Regions from separate parts of the Homo sapiens genome. Here region 1 is linked to region 2. A link is a contact called in ENCODE Hi-C or POLR2A ChIA-PET data. All regions are on one chromosome and are shown on one strand. Each heading gives the region's core, a stretch centred on a gene start or an enhancer-like site at or near the end of the contact. The rest is flanking DNA. Distances are from core to core; before and after follow the strand shown. Region 1 has its middle 45 kb from the start of PREX1. Region 2 overlaps PREX1 (phosphatidylinositol-3,4,5-trisphosphate dependent Rac exchange factor 1).

Region 1 (3,775 bases), core at 1,167-3,666, 110 kb before region 2:
CTTCCCTTGTTCTTCAGCTGCTTCCCACTTGGCCTTCAGGTTTTGGCTGGAATGTTCATTCCCCAAGAAACCTTCCCTGACACCCAGTCTGAATGAAGCCCCCTGAGCGCACACTCATGTCACACCGGATGCTGCTGAAGACTGTAGTATTTGTCACTGTTCCCACTTCATGTGAGAGTACGTTCTTTCTCCTTTCGCTCAGTCTTACCCATTTTCTGGGAAGATGGCTAAGACCTGTGTCCTCCCCAAACTCTGATCAGGGATACTAGCTTCTGGCTGAGCTCTCTGTCAAGGGACAGCTTTGAGACAGACAGATAATAAAACTCCCCATGGGTACCCAAGGCTTACACTAGCACATCCCACCATCTTTTCTTTTCTTTCTTTTTTTTTTTTTGAGACACAGTTTCACTCCCGTTGCCCAGGGTGGAGTGCAGTGGTGTGATCTCGGCTCACTACAACCTCCACCTCCTGGGTTCAAGTGATCCTCCTGCCTCAGCCTCCCCCGTAGCTGGGACTATAGCCGTGTGTCACCATGCCCAGCTAATTTTTGTATTTTTAGTAGAGACCGGGTTTTACCATGTTGGTCAGGCTGGTCTCAAACTCCTGACCTCAAGTCATCTGCCTGCCTTAGCCTCCCAAAGTGCTGGGATTACAGGTGGGAGCCACCATGCCTGGCCACATCCTGCCATCTTATTAAACTGCTTCAAGAGAGGCTCCTGGTTTCTTTGGCTTAATTGTAAGTGACCTGAGGGTGAAGGTCTTTCCTCCTCTTCATCATGTCTCCCAAACTCCCGCCACAACGCTAGTCATAGTGAACACTCTCCTAAATCACACGACACCACCCACCCCCTACACACACACACACACACACACACACACACACACACACACACACACACGGACACCCCTCCTCTGTGGTCCCAAAGGATAAATGTAGGGGGCTGATAACAACAGGTTTTGTGGTGCAACCTCTTGTGCTTTTATAGAGGCAGCTCACTGTAAATCAAAAGAATTTTTGGAAAGTCGTGGGTTCGAATTCTGGTTCAGCTATGTAAGAGGTGGGTGATCTTGGATAAGCATTTTAACCCCAGATTCCTCATTTATAAAATGGTGACCCCAAATGCCTAATTGTAGAGTCCATATAATAATTACATGACTAGATGCTTATAATTGTCAGGTACAAATACATGTAGAATGATCTCATTGTATTAAGTAAACGTTTCTGACCTGGGTGTGGTAGCATGCCTGTAGTCCCAGCTACTCGGGAGGCTGAGATGGGAGGATTGCTTGAGCCCAGGAGGTAGAGGCTGCAGTGGGCTGCGATTGCCCCACTGTAATCCAGCCTGGGTGACAGAGCAAGACTGTCTCGGCACCAAGGGGGCAAAATAGCTTTCTCTGTGTGTAAACGCCTGGGAAAAGTGTTTACCTCTAGGGAGTAGGGGGAAGATGGTGGGATGAGGAGCATGGTGACGTATTTTCCGCTGTTGTTGTGCTTTTATATTTTCTTGCTTGAATTTTTATTTTTTTAATTTTTATTTATTTATTTTTTTTGAGACAGAGTCTCGCTATTGTCATCCAGGCTAGAGTGAAGTGGCACAATCTCAGCTCACTGCAACCTCCACCTCCAGGGTTCAAGCTATTCTCCTGCCTCAGCCTCCCAAGTAGCTGGGATTATAGGCGCCCGCCACCATACCGGCTTTTTTTTTTTTTTTTTTTTGTATTTTTACTAGAGACTGGGTTTCACCATGTTGGCCAGGCCGGTCTTGAACTCCTGACCTCAGGTGACCTGCCCGTCTTGGCCTCCCAAAGTGCTGGGATTACAGGAGTGAGCCACTGCACCCGGCCTCTTGCTTGAATTTTTAATAAGACTGCACTCCTGTATTACTTGTTGCTGTAGATTAGACTGCCGTAGAGCAAACATTTCCCTTTTCCTCTTCCATTTCCCTGGAATGAATGGACTTCTCCATCTCATCTTTAGTCTTGGCCATGTGACTTGCTTTGGCCACTGAGATGGCAGTGGACATGAACCAAACAAAGGTTTGAAATGTACAGTGGAGGTGAACTTTTCCCTTGTGTGCCTGGCTTTCATGATACTGAGAACATGCCCTGAGTAGCCCACAAGTCCCAAAGGATGAGTGACACGCAGGGTAGATCAGAGCTGAGTCCAATGGCCAGAGGCCCAGCTGAGCTCATGAGACCAACAGCATCTCCTCAGAAAATCCACAGATCCATGAGCAAGAAATAAATGAGAGTTTGTTATGTAGCCAAAGCTGACTGGTACATGGTGTTATTTTGAAAAGAGAAAAAAAATTAAACAGAAAAAAATAAAATCAGGAAACAGAGTGCCCAGCAAATTGCTGTTGAGTAAATGTTACTTCCTCTTTCATCCTCTTACCCTCCTGAAAGGGCTGACTCAGGAGCCTCCGGAAATACTTCCGGGGCTCTGTTTGAACAGGTTGTCCTTCCTCATGGCACTTTGTACCCATTGCTTATTTTGTTATTTATTTATTTATTTATTTGTTTATTGAGACAGAGTCTCGCTCTGTTGCCCAGGCTGGAGTGCAATGACACGATCTCGGCTCACTGCAACCTCTGCCTCCCAGATTCAAGTGATTCTCCTGCCTCAGCCTCCTGAATAGTTGGAATTACAGGTGCCTGGCACCATACCCGGCTAATTTTTTATATTTTTTAGTATAGATGGGGTTTCACCATGTTAGCCAGGCTGCTCTTGAACTCCTGACCTCTAGTGATCTGCCTGCCTCGGCCTCCCCAAGTGCTGAGATTACAGGCATGAGCTGCCGATCCCGGCCACTTATCTTGTTCTGTCTTGTAAAATACTTAGTTGATCTCAAGCCTGTCTTGCCAACTGGAAGACAATTCCTTCCTTCAAGGAGTGTACAATCTAGTTGCACAAACACTGCAAATATAGAAAGGAATTGCTTTACATGTATATTCAACTTATACGTATCCAACTCTATGTGCTCAGTGAAAAAAAACCACAACATGGTGTGACGCATGTGGATGATTCTGCCCACTGCTCTTGTCTCAGTGAAGGTATGTCACGGAGGAGAACAAGTGAGAGAGGTACCCTGAATCTTTTTTTTTTTTTTTTTGAGACAGAGTCTTGCTCTGCCACCCAGGCTGGAGTGCAGTGGCATGATCTCGGCTCACTGCAAGCTCCGTCTCCCAGGTTCACGCCATTCTCCTGCCTCAGCCTCCCGAGTAGCTGGGACTACAGGTGCCCGCCACCACGCCCGGCTAGTTTTTTGTATTTTTAGTAGAGACGGGGTTTCACCATGTTAGCCAGGATGGTCTCGATCTCCTGACCTCGTGATCCGCCCGCCTCAGCCTCCCAAAGTGCTGGGATTACAGGCGTGAACCACCACGCCCGGCCGAGGTGCCCTGAATCTTGTCAGCCTTTCATAGCCTGAGTATTTTGGTGAGCTGGACCTGACTCTAATGTTTAAAGGTATATATTTTGTGTCTGGTGTGATTACCAAGCACAATTCACAATATAGACTATTATTATCTCCATATTATAGTTAAGAAAACTGAAGCTTAGGAGGGACAAGTAAATTACCCAAAATCATACAGCTTGCAGGAGGTTGAGCCAGGACTGACGCTCCAAGTCTGTCTGAATCCTAAGCTTCCTCAAGCACTTGGATAAAAGAACAGAAGTAAATATGGTTTTTTTTTTTTTTTTTTTTTTTTTTTTGAGATGGAGTCTCACTCTGTTGCCCAGGCTGGAGTGCAGTGCCACAATCTCATCTTGTTG
Region 2 (3,708 bases), core at 165-2,664:
AGGTGCATCACCTGAGGTCCGTAGTTTGAGACCAGCATGGCCAACATAGTGAAACCCTGTCTCTACTAAAAATACAAACATTAGCCAGGTGTGGAGGCATGCACCTGTAATCCCAGCTACTTGGGAGGTTGAGGCAGAAGAATCGCTTGAACCCAGAAGGCGGAGGTTGCAGTGAGCTGAGATGGTGCCACTGCACTCCAGCCTGGGTGACAGAGCGAGACTTTGTCTCAAAAAAAAAAAAAAAAAAAGAAACTTCATACCATTAGCAGTCAGGTACCATTTTTATATCCCCATTTCATAGAGAGGGAAGCTGAGACACAGAGAGGCTGTTTAGGGTCACACAGCCAGCAAATGACCGAACCAGGATTTGAACCCAAAATACTTGGCTCTGTCTAGAGGCCATTTTCTTAGCTTTGCTATAATGCAATGGTTCTTAACCAAGGATGATTTTGCCTCCAGGGGACATGGGCAATGTCTGGACACATTTTTGATTGTCACAACTGAGGAGAGGAGGGTTGTTATTTGTATCTAGAGGGTAGAGGGCAGGGAAGCTGCTGAGTGTCTTATAATACTCAGGACATCCCTCACAGCAAAGAACTATCCACTGAACTGTCAAGGTACCAAAGTTGAGAATCTCTGCTAGAATCCCACTCTGATGAGCCCATTTTTCAGGAAAAAAATCAACAACTGAGGAGCCCAAAGGAGTAGGGAGAAGCTGGGTTGTGAATGGGAAGGATTTTAGACCATTTCTGACAACAGTGAAGGGAGATAAATTCTGAACGGCTTGGAGAAGACTTAGCAGGAAAAAGATCTGCATTCCATTAGTGATGTCTGCCCTGGGTGAGGGTAAAGGCGAAGTAGCAGGTTCAGGTTTGCCTTGCCTGTGTCTAGGACAGAAGTCTCACACTCAGGTGTTCACAGGGCGCAGCAGTGGGTTGGGTGGTGGGAAATTGAGGAGCACTTGTCCTGGGTGAAGGTGATGGCTATCACTCTGCTCTACAGCACCTGCAGCCTTGTGGGCATTTGAGACCCATGTGTCAGTTTTTTCAAAAGAAGCTTGGAATTTGGATTTTAATGGGAAACCTGATATTCAAACTTAGGCCCAAGTTTCTCAAACCCCTCTGCAGGCCAAAGGAATGATGCCTCTGAGTTACCAGTTTGAGACCCATAAGGTAGCCCCATCATGTAGAGGAGGCTCTGCATAAATATCTGTTGAAGGAAGGATGGGTTGTTGGTGAACTCAGGAAAGTTTGTAGGCCAGGCCCCAGCCCCTTGATGGGGGCTGCGTGAAGAAAAGCATTGGGTTCCTCTCAGTGTCCCCCACTGCCTTCCCCCACTGTTGCATCAGACCTCTTCATGACAGGTTGTTGCAACTTGTTTTTTGCATCAACTTCCTCTCCCGATGTGGTGGGGAACGGGGCGGGGTGGGGTGAGAACTGGGCACCTTTTACCAGGGCCTAGAATCTGGGTGGGGGTGGGAGTAGTCTACTCTAGATGATTGATTGACTAATTAATTAAACACATCCTTTTCGAGGGTCTGCTGTGTGCTGGGTCCAATCCTAGGCTCTGGGACACCACAGTGACCTAGACAGACAAACATCCTTGCCTTCCTGGAGGTGAGACTCAAGTGGGCTAGATGGATAATAGACTGATATAAACACACATAATGTCCATGGTGACAGGTGCTGTGAGGAAAACAGAGCAGGGATAGACGTTTTCGATAGGATTGTCCTGGAAAGACTGAATGTGCCTCGGGGCCTTTGCCCCGGCTGTTGACCCTGCCCATGATGCTGTGTCCTCCGATACACGCAATGCTGTTTGCTCCCTGTGTCTGCTCAAATGCCATCTTCTCAGAACGGCTTTCTCTGAACAGCTCCTTGAAATGGCATTCCCACCTTATCCTTCTCTGTTTTCTTACCCTGCTTTAGTTTTCTTTGTAGCAATCATTCCTACCTGCCATTTTATTTTAAAATCAGTGTATAGTCTGTCTCTGCCACTACTTTGTGAAGGTGGGGAGTTAGTCTGATTTGTTCATTCACTGATGTGTCATTGGCTCTTAGCGCAGTGCCTGGCACATAATAGGTGTGCAGTAAGTATTTGCTGACTACACAGGCGAATGTAAGAATGCATAAGTCCTTCCGTGGCAGGGTCATGGCTTATATCTGTGTCTCCAGCACCCAGCTCGGTGCCTGGTGCACGGCAGGCCCTGGTTAACACTTGCTGGGATGGTTGGTACTCGGAGAGGACTTGTCCCCCTAGAATATCATCACAAGCAACTTCCTGCCCCTTTCCTAGTCCAGCCTCCCTCTCCTGGCTCAGCCTTTCTGCCACTTTTTCCAGGAAGTGTTTGTAGTTACAAAGTGTTCACCTGCATCATTTCACTTAAACCTCAACAACTACTCCTCCCCCCCTTTTTGTTTGGTCCAGGAAATTGACTCAGAAGTGTGGTGACTTGCTGAAGTCACGTGGTTGGCAGTCAGCAAGGAGGATGGGGCAGGGCAGAGGGGTGCGCTGGTGGTGATGAGGATGTGGGGGGCTCTGCAGTTTATAAAGCCTTCCCCTTCTCATCTCACCTCAGGAGACTCGGAAGCAGGCAGTCTATAATAATAGAGCTATTTGCAGGATGGAAAAAACTAATAAAAATAAGTAAAAATAGTGTGGGATAAATGTGAGTGTGCTTGGTGCATGTAGAAGCCCTACAGATGTGGTTGATCCAAATCCAGGTTTCCTTAGGAAGCACAGTGGGTTCTGTCTACCTGCACCAGGGCTTGGACTCCCTGCAGACACTCTAGAAACTCAAGATGGGGAGATCATAATAGCCAATGCTTTTTTTTTTTTGAGGCAGGGTCTTGCTTTGTCATCCAGGCTGAAGTGCAGTGGTGCGATCTTGGCTCACTGCAACCTCTGCCTCCTAGGCTGAAGTGATGCTCTCACCTCAGCCTCTCGAGTAGCTGGGACTACAGGTGTGCGCCACCACACCTGGCTATTTTGTTTGTTTGTTTGTATTTTTGGTAGAGATGAGGTTTTGCCGTATTGATTGATTGCTCGAACTCCTGGGTTCAAGCAATCAGCCTGCCTCGGCCTCCCACAGTGTTAGGATTACAGGTGTGAGCTCACAGGTGTGAGCCTGGCCAATAATAGCTAATGTTTTTTGAGCACCTGCTATGCACCAGGGACCATTCAAGTGCTTGTTATGTGTGTTAGCTTCTGTAATTCTCATTGTAATCCTGTGTACTCATTTTATCCCCCGTTATAGAGGAGGAAATGGAGGCAGAGAGAATAAATAATTTACTTCAGGTCTTAGAGCTTGTAAGCAGCAGAGCTGGGATTTGAGCCCATTTAAATGCTTTGCCTGTAGTATTTCTTTTTTTCTTTCTTTTCTTTTTTTTTTTTTTTTTTTGAGATGGAATCTTGCTCTGTTACCCAGGCTGGAGTGCAGTGGTGCGATTTCAGTTCATTGTAACCTCTGCTTCCCAGGTTCAAATGATTCTCCTGTCTTAGCCTCGCAAGTAGCTGGGATTACAGATGTGAGCCACCATGGCTGGCTAATTTTTGTATTTTTTGTAGAGACAGGGTTTCACTATGTTGGTCAGGCTGGTCGCGAACTCCTGACCTCAGGTGATCCACCCATCTCAGCCTCCCAAAGTGCTGGTATTATAGGCGTGAGCTACCGCGCCTGGCCTGCCTGCAGTATTTCATATCAGCCTC

Evidence for each region. Hi-C counts contacts between places; a loop is a spot of excess contacts on that map. ChIA-PET counts read pairs that join two places held with the same protein, here RNA polymerase II (POLR2A). Pooled maps may share reads with other maps.
Region 1: a loop to region 2 is called in a pooled map, with 2.6 times the contacts of the local background. The contact joins two enhancer-like sites. A Hi-C loop is called at or near these places in 4 of 50 pooled maps. POLR2A ChIA-PET finds 5 or more read pairs at or near these places in 2 of 52 experiments (Panc1 and common myeloid progenitor, CD34-positive).

Annotation. Positions count from the first base shown.
Region 1 is chr20:48,871,497-48,875,271 of GRCh38, reverse strand. It overlaps a transcript of PREX1 not described here. Among named protein-coding and RNA genes, the nearest start is that of PREX1, 45 kb to the right of the region's middle. RefSeq lists an enhancer at 2,395-2,474. Within about 2 kb of position 2,416, at least 5 of the 41 ENCODE cell types and tissues checked have a DNase peak (open chromatin) inside an H3K27ac peak, as active enhancers do.
Region 2 is chr20:48,759,242-48,762,949 of GRCh38, reverse strand. All of the region lies in intron 1 of PREX1 (phosphatidylinositol-3,4,5-trisphosphate dependent Rac exchange factor 1), which reads left to right. Among named protein-coding and RNA genes, the nearest start is that of PREX1, 67 kb to the left of the region's middle. RefSeq lists enhancers at 1-53, 1,500-1,549 and a silencer at 2,080-2,129. Within about 2 kb of position 1,414, at least 16 of the 41 ENCODE cell types and tissues checked have a DNase peak (open chromatin) inside an H3K27ac peak, as active enhancers do.